Regions from separate parts of the Homo sapiens genome. Here region 2 is linked to region 1. The links are chromatin contacts, found by Hi-C or POLR2A ChIA-PET in ENCODE. All regions are on one chromosome and are shown on one strand. The core of a region is the stretch at or near the end of the contact, and the rest is flanking DNA. Distances in the headings are between cores, read along the strand shown. Region 1 holds the start of ATE1 (arginyltransferase 1). Region 2 has its middle 76 kb from the start of LINC01163.

What was found. Hi-C counts contacts between places; a loop is a spot of excess contacts on that map. ChIA-PET counts read pairs that join two places held with the same protein, here RNA polymerase II (POLR2A). Pooled maps may share reads with other maps.
Region 2: a map of CD8-positive, alpha-beta T cell shows a loop between it and region 1 (21-fold over the local background). The contact joins the enhancer-like site here to the promoter of ATE1 in region 1. A Hi-C loop is called at or near these places in 1 of 168 maps with a recorded cell type or tissue (CD8-positive, alpha-beta T cell) and 4 of 50 pooled maps. POLR2A ChIA-PET finds 5 or more read pairs at or near these places in 1 of 52 experiments (CD8-positive, alpha-beta memory T cell).

What each region holds. Positions count from the first base shown.
Region 1 is chr10:121,926,781-121,931,356 of GRCh38, forward strand. It overlaps ATE1 (arginyltransferase 1), which reads right to left and starts at 1,251. Exons shown (of 12, transcript NM_001001976.3): 1 at 1,064-1,251. The coding sequence starts at 1,169. It also overlaps the pseudogene ATE1OSP. RefSeq lists enhancers at 463-612, 1,151-2,017 and silencers at 923-1,342, 1,533-1,832, 3,654-3,948.
Region 2 is chr10:128,206,500-128,214,179 of GRCh38, forward strand. No RefSeq gene overlaps it. Among named protein-coding and RNA genes, the nearest start is that of LINC01163, 76 kb to the right of the region's middle. RefSeq lists an enhancer at 2,989-3,550 and silencers at 3,750-3,939, 4,030-4,189, 5,519-5,668. Within about 2 kb of position 4,277, at least 16 of the 41 ENCODE cell types and tissues checked have a DNase peak (open chromatin) inside an H3K27ac peak, as active enhancers do; they include CD8-positive, alpha-beta T cell, where a contact is called at or near this core.

The DNA.
Region 1 (4,576 bases), core at 1-2,500:
GTAATCATGTCGCATAAGCCATTTGCATCCTGTTGATTTTCTCCGTTTAAGTCCAAACTGGAAGCATTTTTCCATTTAGTCTTCATAATCCTCACTTCTAACGATTGCATAACTGTCTACTCAAAACCGCTGCCCACAAGTAGCACTTAATAAACACTTTTAATGAAGGAGCAAATGCACACACCGTTATCGACCAAATCATTCCCCACTTACACCTTTTTCATGGAAAATGCCTGTGTGTTTTCATGCGAATCTCGTTTTCCACAAAGCTAGACTGTTCTATTAAAATAATAGAGTCTACATTCTATATTGGCAAATGCATGGCAAGAGAGGAAATAAACACGATGTTTTGTTTACCAGCAACAAATCTCCCCCAAAGAAATCTGAATCACGATGGAAAAACAAAACAAACTTGTGGGCTGGCTTTGCTGTCGTCCGGGTGGGTGGAGGAAAGACACGGCATATAAGCAAATGGTAAAAATTTCAAACAGATCAGGACAAACAGAATCCCTCGCCGGTAGCGACCGCGGTCACCAGTTTCTTGTCCTTTTTTTTTTTAACTTTTTTTTTTTTTAACCCAGAGATGCAAAGGGCTCATCCTTCCTGTACATTCGTCCAGGGAAGTCTGATTCATACATGACCGGCACCTGTGTGCACACCCACAGCTCCCTCTGCACCGCGTTTCGCCCTCGCTCCCGGGACGCTCCCACCGCAGCACCCACCGGTCAGCCCCGGCCATTAACTACGGCTCTGGGGCGTTCCCTGGCACTGCGCGCCGTCCTTCACCTCACACAATCTACCCCAGACGGGCGTCCGTCTCCCGACTCTGGGGAGACCACCACGATTTCGAGAGTACGGGCACCGGTTAGGATTTTCCTGCAGAACAGGCACCGCGAAGCTGCCCCGCTAAGCCGGCGCCGCGGCCCTCCCGAGAGTGCCCCCTCCGTCTCGGCCGTGGCACTGGGGCCAGGGGCTCCGGCCCCCTCGCGTCCTCGCTGGGGGACCCTGGGATCCCGAGACCCGGGCGCCCGGCTTCCCACGCCCGCCGGCCCGGCTCGCTCACCATTGGAGCGGCTGCCCGACTCGTTCTTGCAGTAGCCGCAGCGGTAGAAGTCCTCGCTAGGGAAATAGTCCACGACGCTGGGCGAACCCCCCGCCCAGAAAGCCATGGCCTCGGCCCCGCGAACGCTCAGCCGCCCGGCCCCGCGTCGCTAGCGCGGCCGCCGCCGCCACCCCACAATGCAGCGCGCCGCCCGGGAGCCTCCCGAGGCTCGCGCGAAGCCACTCGGGCGCCCGCAGGCCCGGCCGGCCCGGCGCCTCTTGGAGCTGACGCCGCCCGCGCCATCTTGACCGAGGGCAGCTTTCCACTATTTCCGTTCCTTCTCCATAAGGGGCCGCCGTCGTCAGTGAGGGTGAGGCGGAGAGACAGAGCGGGAAGGGAAACAGGATGGGGAGAGTCAAGAGGGGAAGGGAAGCGGGAGTCGGGGTGCGAGCCTGCCCTTTCCCCCGCCGAGGGCCTGTGCGGGGCGCGGCGGCCGCGCCAACTCCGGCGTCGGGAACACTCACCGCAGGACGCTTTGCCCTCCTTGGAATCGCAGTAGCCGCAGTGGTAGCCGGCCCTGAGGCCCTTGTATTCCACCACCGACGCCATGGCCGCCGCGAGGGTCCGCTCGGGCCGACCACGCCTCTTGGCGCCCGGGGCCGACCTCGGCGAAGCGCTGGGGCCCGCGGCGGGAGGGGTGGAGAGCGAAGCCTGGCGCGGGGACCCGTGGGCGGGGATGGTGGTCGTGTCCCCAAGCCCTGCGTTTGGGCCGGTGCTTCCCACAGCTGTGCGTTATCAGCCCCATTTCACAGGTAAGGAAACTGAGGACCGGAGGTTGTGATTATCCCAAAGTCATTCCCGGCGGGTCTCGGATTGAAAGTCAGGCCGCCCCTGGCCACCGTGTAAGTGACTTGCTGGAGCTGCTTCCAGACCAGCTGGCACGCACTCCAGTGCCCTGAATACAAGAACACAAGCAGGTATTCCGTGAATGGCGAGGGTTCGCAAATTAAAGAACTCTTAACGGCTTTTAAAGGAAACAACTGTCAGCTAGAGACAGTTGCTGTCTTGTACCACTATAAGTCCGGTGCCTCATACGATTTTTAATGAGATGCTGGAAATACAGGGTTTGTTTGTTTTTTTTAACTCTACAGTCCAAACAAAACAGTTTTACAGGCTGAATCCAGCCCATGGGCCTCCATTTTGCAACCACTATTTTAAGGAAGATTTAAGGAATAAGAGTCTAGGGCAAAATATAAAATTGAGGCTCATGCCTGTAATCCCAGCACTTTGGGAGGCCGAGGCGGGCGTATCATGAGGTCAGGAGATTGAGACCATCCTGGCTAACACGTGAAACCCCGTCTCTACTAAAAATACAAAAAATCAGCCTGGCGTGGTGGTGGGCGCCTGTAGTCCCAGCTAGTCGGGAGGCTGAGGCAGGAGAATGGTGTGAACCCGGGAGGCGGAGCTTGCAGTGAGCCGAGATCACGCCGCTGCACTCCAGCCTGTGTGACAGAGCAAGACTCCATCTCAAAAAAATTTTTTAAAAAATGAGTTCCAGGGGCGGGCGCGGTGGCTCACGCCTGTAATCCCAGCACTTTGGGAGGCCGAGGCGGGTGGATCACGAGGTCAGGAGATAAGAGACCATCCTGGCTAACATGGTGAAACCCCTTCTCTACTAAAAAATACAAAAAATTAGCGGGACGTGGTGGCACGCGCCTGTAGTCCCAGCTACTCGGGAGGCTGAGGCAGGAGAATGGCGTGAACCCGGGAGGCAGAGCTTGCAGTGAGCAGAGATCGCGTCACTGCACTCCAGCCTGGGCGAAAGAGCGAGACTCCATCTCAAAAAAAAAAAAAAAGAGTTCCAACAAGGTAATATGCCTTATCTTTCCCTCTGCGTGCACAGATAATTTAAGCCTGTCTGTCCTCATAGTTTTCCCAGTCAACAATAAAGCTGATGATACAATATTGTTTTAAGTGTGTTTAAAAAAGTGAAATGAAACTCAGAGAAATAGAAATAAATTTTTGAGGTGAGTTTTGACATTCTTGACCCCAAGGGCCTGTGTTAGATATGTACCTAGCTGAAGGAGGTTTCTTGGTGGCCTGGTGACTTGTTGAAGGGGGCCAGCCCCTCCACACCTGTGGGTGTTTCTCGTCAGGTGGGACGAGAGACTGAGAAAAAAAGTAAGACACAGAGACAAAGTGTAGAGAACAGTGGGCCCAGAGGACCAGGGCTCAGCATACGGAGGACCCGCGCCAGCACTGGTCTCTGAGTTCCCTCAGTATTTATTGATCACTATCTCTACCATCTCGGTGAGGGGGATGTGGCAGGACTATAGAGTAATGGTGGGGAGAGGGTCAGCAGGAAAACGTGAGCAAAGATCTCTGTGTCATAAGTTTAAGGAAAGGTGCTATGCCTCAATGTGCACGTAGGCCAGATTTATGTCTGGCTTTACACAAACATTTTAGTGCAGTAAAGAGCAATATTGCCGCCAGCATGTCTCACCTCCAGCCATAAGGCGGTTTTCTCCTATCTCAGTAAATAGAACGTATGATCGAGTTTTACACTGAGACATTCCATTCCCAAGGAAAAGCAGGAGAGAGATGCCTTCCTCTTACCTCAACTGCAAAGAGGCCTTCCTCTTTCACTAATCCTCCTCAGCACAGACCCTTTATGGGCTGGGGGACGGTCAGGTCTTTCCCTTCCCACGAGGCCATATCTCAGGCTATCACATGGGGAGAAACCTTGGACAATACCTGGCTTTCCTGGGCAGAGGTCCCTGTGGCCTTCCACAGTGCATTGTGTCCCTGGATACTCGAGATTAGAGAATATCAATGACTTTTACCAAGCATACTGTCTTCAAACACATTTTTAACAAAGCACATCCTGCACAGCCCTAAATCCATTAAACCTTGAGTCAACACAGCACATGTCTGTGCAGGCACAGGGTTGGGGCTAGGGTTACAGATTAACAGCATCTCAAGGCAGAAGAATTTCTCTTAGTACAGAACAAAATGGAGTTTCTTATGTCTACTTCTTTCTACGAAGACACAGTAACAGTCTGATCTCTCTTTGTTTTCCCCACGCTTGTTAATACTGCCAAGCATCACTTGTGCCTCCCACAATCGGAAGGCACCTAAGGAGTGGCCATGTAATATCCAGCAGCTTCTCAGGCGTTCCTCCAACTTCTTAAACTTGAAAACTGCATGCTATATCTCAGTATTCATGTTCTTAAGTCAAGCTTCATCCATTTTGTTCTTTATGGCAGATTTGACTATTCCCAGTCCTTTCCCAGACCGGCTCTCATTTTGAACAAAAGCAAAGCCCGTGGAATGCATCAGAAAGAGAGCAGAATATGCTCTGGACAGAAGGTGGACCAGGAGGCTTTTTGGTCTTAATATTCCTGTCCCACTTCACTTCTGTCCCTCTAAAGCCTCATCCTTATCCTAAGTCCTACACTAACCTCAGCCAGGGCACTTCAAGACATGCCAGCCTTGAAAAATAATGAGAATGTCCAAAGTCCTAGGCATATGTGG
Region 2 (7,680 bases), core at 3,027-5,526, 6.3 Mb after region 1:
TATCCTGAGTGCATAGGACTGTCCCCCAAAGCTGTCCTGAGGCACCCTGTGGGTCAGCTCAGGGCCTCCTCCTGGCTGGTTGTCCTGCAGACCCCCATCTCACAGGCTTGGACCCCACAAGTCAAGTGGGGCTCATCCCCATCCCTCCTTAGGCTCAGAAATTACCTTTGTACCTAAGTTTGGTGCTCACAAAGCTGTGCAGAACACCCCATCGGTACATTCCCAAGCTTGTCTCCCAAAGGGTCCCCAGGTGAGTCACCCATTGTTGTGCCCTGGTGAGTCATATTTCCCTGGTGGGACCAGTTCTCTTCTGAACCCCAGTCCGACCTTGCAGTCCCCACTCCTTGGGGCCCCTGCTGCATAGGACCTTCCGCCATGCCCTCCATTAGACTCTCAGCACTGCCGGCTCCTGGCCTTAGCCCTGCCCCCAGGTTTGTCACTAGAGATGGATAGCAGCTCCAGTGGGGGCTTGAGTCCTCTCCAGTGAGGTGGGTGAGGCTGCTGGCCAGGCCTGAGCAGGGTGGACCCTTAGTTCCAGGCCTGGCCACTTGAAAGGCTTTGTTTGTCCCCAGGGCAGGCCACCTGGAGTCCAGAGTCACACTGAGTATGTGGTTGGGGCCAAGGGCTGAACACCAAGGGCAGGGAAGGATGGAAGGGGCAGCAAGTGCAGGCACCCTTCCCCTGGGCATCATAGGGTCTTGGCTCCAGATTTGCAGAAGGCCCCAGAACCCCCAGAATTCCAAGAATGGGCCTGGTGGGAGGGCGACAAAGAACTTGACTCAGACGATGATAAATGAAAGATGATGAGAACAGTCCTCTTGGCTCAAAAGCAAAATTCACATTTCTGATTATGACTTTGCAAGTACCAGCATTTTAGTGGTTCTCAAACAAATTCATTTAAAGAAATTTGTTGAGCACCTACCCTCTGCCCTGCAGATAGCAGTGAACAAAACAGCAATTAGATAGACAACAGAGACTTGGAAGGGTGAGAAGTGGGACAGGGTGGAAGATGAAAAATTACTTAATGGGTGCAATGCATGTTATTCGGGTGCTGGCTACCCTAAAAGCCCTGGCTTGATCACAATGCAATTAATGCATGTAACAATTGCACTCGAACCCCATACATTTATACAAAAACCCCCAGTCCTCACTGAGTCTCAGTATCCCCCCCAGTGTGGCTGTCTGTCCCCAAAGATCACCAACCCCGTCACTCACCCAGGCGGGCGGCGGGCAGCATGGCCTGCAGGTGCCAGAGACACCGGCCACCAATACCCACAGCTCCCTGCCCCCTCCCGTGGGTCTGCCTGGCATCTCAGAAGGGACCCGTGGAACCTTCTGGCTAGAAAGCAAACCAGCTCCTTTCTTCTAGCTTCCAAACATTCGTTTAAAGAAGTTGGACATACTCATGAATTTATTTCAGAAAATTTAGATAAGCACAAAAAGGAATACATAGAACTTACCTATAATACCACCACTCAGAGGTAAGGATAGTGCATATCACGGCAACTATACCAGTTACTTCCACATACTATACAATACTAGAAATAAAAATTACCTCCTGGAATGCACACACACACACACACACACACACACACACACTCATTTATATGACAAAGTTGGGATCATACAATTCATGTTATTGTTTAGCTTGCTTCTTTCATGTAACAGTCCAGCGGAGGATAATTTACATCCATGGTCCTCTGTGGCATTTCTAATGCCGCTTTATTGTGCCCCTGAACACCTTGGGTATCCATCAAAGCCCTTCTCACAGTGCAGCAGAGTTTTTCACAAGTGCATATTTGCCCCCAGGCTGTGAGTACAGTGAGGACTGATTCCACATGCTAGTTACATCCCCTGCCCTTAGTACAATGTCTACTATGTACTAATAATATTGATAACCAACAATTATTGAGCAGTTAGTGTGTGCTAGATTTTTAAAAGTCCCTCTTGAAGCAATGACCCCCAATTGCAACAAGTATGCTCTGTGTCCAGAGCTTGGTTTATAATACCGTTTTCCAATAAAGGGAAACAGAGTTGCTTACAGCAATGGGCAATTCTGGGACTGGGGCAGGAAATATACAAGACGAGCCTGGAGGATCTGGTAGTGCCAGGAAGGAAGTCAGTGCTCAAAAAGCAGAATGCTAAGGCTATGTTAAAGGAACACAGGAAGGAACTGAAAGACCTCCCAATGGCCAAAGCTAAGAACAAGTCAATAAAAAAAAGCACCGAATTAAGACTTAAAGTGTAAAACAAATACCCATGAGTCCATGCTGATATAGATGGCTGATTAAATAAATGGAGGAGGAAAGGCACATCTTGCCTGCAGAAGAATTCTAAATAATCTACGTAGACACTCCACCCTCCAGGAGGTGCCGCCTAACTCCCAGCTGAGTAAGTGTGGGCTGTGCAGAATGACTTCCTTCCAGAGAGGACAGCCTGGAAAGAGGGAAAAAGAGTCACTTTACATCGGAGAAACCTGACAAACACTATCTCAACCAGGCGATCAGGGTCAACAATGATCTATGCTGTGGACATGCTGAGAGTATGCACTGTTGATATGATATCGTGTGAACGGAACCCCAAGCCCCTTAACCCCAATCTAATCATCAGAAAAACGTCAGAAAAACCAACCCAAGTTGACAGACATTCTACAAAACAGCTGACTAGTACTCCTCAAAACTGCCAAGGTCACTAAAAACAAGGGAAGTCAGAGAAGACATCACCAAGAAGAGCCTAGGGAAACAGGAGGACCAGATGTGATCTGGGATCCTGGAGCAGGAAAAGGACGTTAGTTAAAAATGAAAAAAAAAAAATGGGAATAAACGAAGGGCTTCAGCTGATAATAGTGTATCAATATTGGCTCACTGGTGGTGCGGGGTGTGCCACACTCATGTAAGATGTCGGCAACGGGAAGGATAACCTCTGTACTACCTGCAACTTTTCTATAAAACCATTCTAAGTAAAAACTTTAAATTTATTTATTTTGAGACAGAGTCTCGCTCTGTCGCTGGAATGCAGTGGCGCGATCTCGGCTCACTGTAAGCTCCGCCTCCTGGGTTCACGCCATTCTCCTGCCTCAGCCTCCCGAGTAGCTGGGACTACAGGCGCCCGCCACCACGCCCGGCTAATTTTTTGTATTTTTAGTAGAGACGGGGTTTTACGGTGTTAGCCAGGATGGTCTTGATCTCCTGACCTCTTGATCTGCCCGCCTCGGCCTCCCAAAGTGCTGGGATTACAAGTGTGAGCCACCGCGCCTGGCCTTAAGTTTATTTTTAAAGAGTGCCTTTCATGGATTCTCCCATTTAATTCTCACATAGTCCCGTGGGGCTCTATGTCCTTCTGCATTGAGGAAATAGGGCACAGGGCTGAAGGGCTTTGCGCAAGCTCCTGGGGGAGCAGACTGCTGCGCTGGGCCTGAAACTGCAGCCCGGCCCCAGGACCTTCCCTCAAAGGGAAGTGCCCACGAATATTGAGGAGGTGGGCTCTTTGCTTGCAGACCAGTTCATCATACCACAGGCTGCCTGAGAGTCTGCGGCCCTGTCCCGTGCTGCCTGCGGAAGCCCGCAGGGCCCGCGTGGGAGGAGAGCCTGGGCTTGGAAGCCCCGCCAGCGAGGGCATGCCCTGCACAGAGGAGGGAGTGTGGAAAAGCGAGAATGAAGCTGTTTTCCTTCCCAAATTAATATGGAACAAGGAGCAGCTTAATCACACTTTGGGTTCAGTGATGTCTCCAGTTGCCACAGTAATCAGAGGCGGCCTTTACAAATAGATTGCATTTGACCTTGTTGGTTTGATGGACGGGAGTGGAGTCCGGCCGCGGACGGCGTCCCTTCCAGGGCCGGCCGCCAGAGGGCGAGCGCGCCTTCCCGGGCGGGGCGGGGACGGGACGGGGACGGGGAGGGGACGGGACGGGGACGGGGAGGGGACGGGGACACGGACACGGGAGGCTTCCGCTCGCCCGCGGGTGGCGTCTCTGCTCCCACTAGAGCGGGCCAGGCCTCTGGGTTCCGTTTCTCAAGCACACAGGGAGGGTGGCCGCGGGCCAGGGGCGGCCGCGAGACTCCACGTCCACGTCCCGGGCAGTCCCTCCGGAGGTTGGGCCGCGCGGCCCGGGGAGCGGAGCGCTGCGCTTCTCTGCGAGCACCCCGGGGCCTTTAGGCGCCCCCGTTTCCTCGTCAGTGGGGGGCGCGGTGCCGCTTCTCCGCGGGCTAAACTGCTGAGGAAGGGGCGAGTTCCTGCGGCCCCTGCCTGTCCCGGCCACGCCCCACCTCCGCCCCGCCGCGTTGCGCGTTCCCGCGGGGCCCCGGGCACCCCTGGGGCCCCGGGGATCTCTGACGCCCCCTTCCCTCCAACCCCCGCTGCGATCCCACAGGTGGGGTGAACAGCGCCCCTGCTGTCCCACGGGGCGTCTTCGCGGGTGATGCCCACACTCTCAGCCTGAAGAGCAGGACCTGTCCGCGGGTGGGGCCCACCCCCAGGCTTCCGGTGCCCGCGCGGCCTCCAGGGCGCCTCCCCCGGGCGCATCCTCCGGGCCTGGCAGGGAGCGCAGCCTGGGAGTCAGGGGCGACTGGAGCCCACCTGCTCAGCGCCCACCGCGGCGGCCCTGCCCTTTCCCCCGGGAGCAGCAGGGACAGCCTTGGAGCAGCAGCTCCCGCAGGGGGAGGAATGGCGCAGTGGCCCGAGGCTCTGGAGCTGGCCCCCTGCTCGCCCGGGGCTACCTCGGGGAAGCGCAGAATTCGCACCTTTCTTCTCCAGCTCCACGCACCCCTCATGGAACCTTAGCGAGGCCCAGGGCAGGGGATGCTGCCAGGCCGCTGCCAGGCTCTGACGCGGTTGCGGATGCCTCGCCCGGTCTCTCCGGAGGTGGAGGAGTGGCACCCCTGGCTGTGCACTGCGGTGCACCGGTGTCTGCTCAGGGCATTCTCCACCTTGCCCTCCATCCCCTCAGGGTCAAGTGAGGAGGGAGACAAATATCCCACCTTCAGAAACAGCCCTGAGAAACGTTTATTTCCAGGGGACAGTGCGATTAGACCTCTCCCGGCGCGGTGTATTTCTGTGCTTAATATTATTATTTATACATCAATATTGACATCCAGCGTCCATTGATACGTGGCATGCGTAGGTGCTAAGAAGCGCCAGCTACATAGCATGCTTTATTTATGTGCGGTAAATATTTAAAGACTCCCATGTGTTTCGATTGGAAAGTGCGTATTACTGGACAATTTCGTTTCAAAGCTTTCTCTCTGATGTAAGGTTTATTAAGATGTATGAGGTGGCTGCGGTGGCCTGATTGAGAGCCCATGAAAGTCCTGAGAAATAAAATTCTGCTGCTGCGGCCCAGGGAGTCGGCCTTCCACAGTCCCGTTTAGGAGCCGGGGCTCTTCTCCGTTATTAAGACGTGGTAGTTTGCTCTGCATGAATTACCAGCTGTTTGGTATTGCCTGAGAGGGACGGGGTGGCTAGTTTGAAAAGTCAGTTTGCAGGTTTTCCACGATGGCAGAGGTGCCACCTGTGTCACCAGCCGGCGGGGCTGGGAGTTCATCTAGCCCGGGCTATGGACAAGGCCGTGTGCGTCCAGACGGGGCCGCCAGAGGGCGCGCGTCTGCGGCCGCGGGAGGCCCAGCGGGGCCTGAGAAGTGGGCGGAGCCAGCCCCGGCCGGAGGAGCTTCTTGCTTGCAGGTGTCAGCGGCAGCAATTTCAGGCAGGGTGGCCAGGCTGCTCCCCGAGGACAGCATCTTGGAGGAATTGCTTTCATTTCCTCCCAGCTAGTCCCTCTGCCCAGCACTTGCCGGCAGCTTCTTCCATGAGGGCGGAGTTCTGTCTGCAGCCCCAAGGGGCGTTCTTTGAGGCTGTAACTAGCATCCAGGGAGAGATGGCTCACATCAGTGGAGGGTGCGAGGTGGAATCAGGTCGCTCATGACAGAGGCTGCATTCAAGCCAGAGCCCCACTGCTTTGCTGTGGGTTGAATTGCATCTCCCCTCCCACCCCTCTAAAGATATGTCCGAGTCCTAAGCCAGCACCTCAGAACGGGACCTTGTTTTGAGCAGGTTGTTTGCAAATTTAATTAGTTACGATGAGGTCATACGGGAGTAGAGTGGGTCCCTGGGTCCTTAACCCAATGGCTGGTGCCCTGATAAAAAGACAGCCCTGCAAAGACACAGAGACACACAGGGAGAACGCTGTGTGACGGTGGAGGAAGAGACTGGAGTCGTGTGGCCACAAGACAGGGAGCTCCTGGTGCCACCAGGAGCTGGAAGAGGCAGGAAGCGTCCTCTCCTAGAGGCCTCAGAGGAAGCAAGGCCCTGCTGACGCCTTGGTTTTGGACTTCTATCTCCTAAGCTGTGAGACAATGAATTTCTGTTTTAAGCCACCCAGTTTGTGGGACTTAGTTATGGTGCCCCAGGAGACAGGCACAACAAACGGGGAAAGAAAACGCAGCCACTGCCTGAGAAGGAGGCTGTGTGTCGGCTGTGGAGACACCAGCGCAGCTTCCCAGGAATTGGTTAGATCTTGGCCTCCTTTCCGTGCAGTGGTGGAAATAAGAGGAATGGAAGGCTGCTGCCTTGGGAGTGACGGCTCTGGGATTGGCCCCACCGGGCGGTGGGTGGATGGGGCAGACTAGGAGCCCTTCCTGGGAGGGTCACAGAATGAGCTAGCCAGAGTGACCCTTCTCTCTATTCACGGTCTTCAGTGTTGTTTCCTCCAAGCAGGGACAGAGTTGTTCGGTTGGAGAGTGGGAAGACTTATTTCATTCTTTTAAAATTCAGCCTGGAATCTGGGAGCAAGGAAACTTACGCATTAATGCAGCATGTCAGGAGAGCTGCCAGAATGTGCAGCCCCACAGCTGATTTCCACAACTTATCTTGGCAAAAATACTTCCAACCTGTCCCAGGATTCTGTCATGGAATCCCTGCTATATGAAAGCACCTGAGGAGAAGGATGCAGGGCCCGGAACGCTTCCCATTGCCCAGAGGCTGGTGGTTCTACCTGTCCAGAGACTTGTCCCCACCCCACGTAACTCAACAGAGAGATGATCAGACTCGTGTCTTCCCTAGGGGTGGAGGCCGTTGGAACTGTGTTCATTCTGCTAGAAATGCGGGCGAGGCTGCGGTCACCCCTGCTAGGCAGAGCCTTGGCTCCATGCTCCATGAGGACCAAGGAAGAAGCTTCTCAGGCCCCTTCTTTCTCCACATTCCAGCAGATCTTCGCCCCCTGCAAACACCCCCCACCTCTTCTAGGAGCCTGCAGTGGGGACTGGCTGCCAATTTCTGATCGGATGCAGACTATTCACCACCAACCATCCCCCAGGCAGGGCAGGTTTGACATTCACTTGGAAGACAAAGCAAGGTAGTCAGGTGTGCTGCCCCTAGACCTCGAGGAGGGACGTGGACATTATCTCACTTTCCGCGGAGGGGGCAGCAGTGGAAGCCACTGTGGTGGAGGAGAGTGGCCACCTGCTGCCCAGGCCCCCACCTAAAATTGCAGTATAATTATGGACTTGCGGGTCTTTGTACAGTTCCCGGCTTCCGGTAAATATTAATGGGTTGCCTTTTATTCATTTAGCTAATGTTTTTGAAAGATGGCCTCAAACAAAAAGATCATATCTGTATGTTGTGCTTTAATTTATTTTCACCTTTTTTTCTCCTTTGGAGACCCCTAGTGTATCATCACTTTGTTTACCA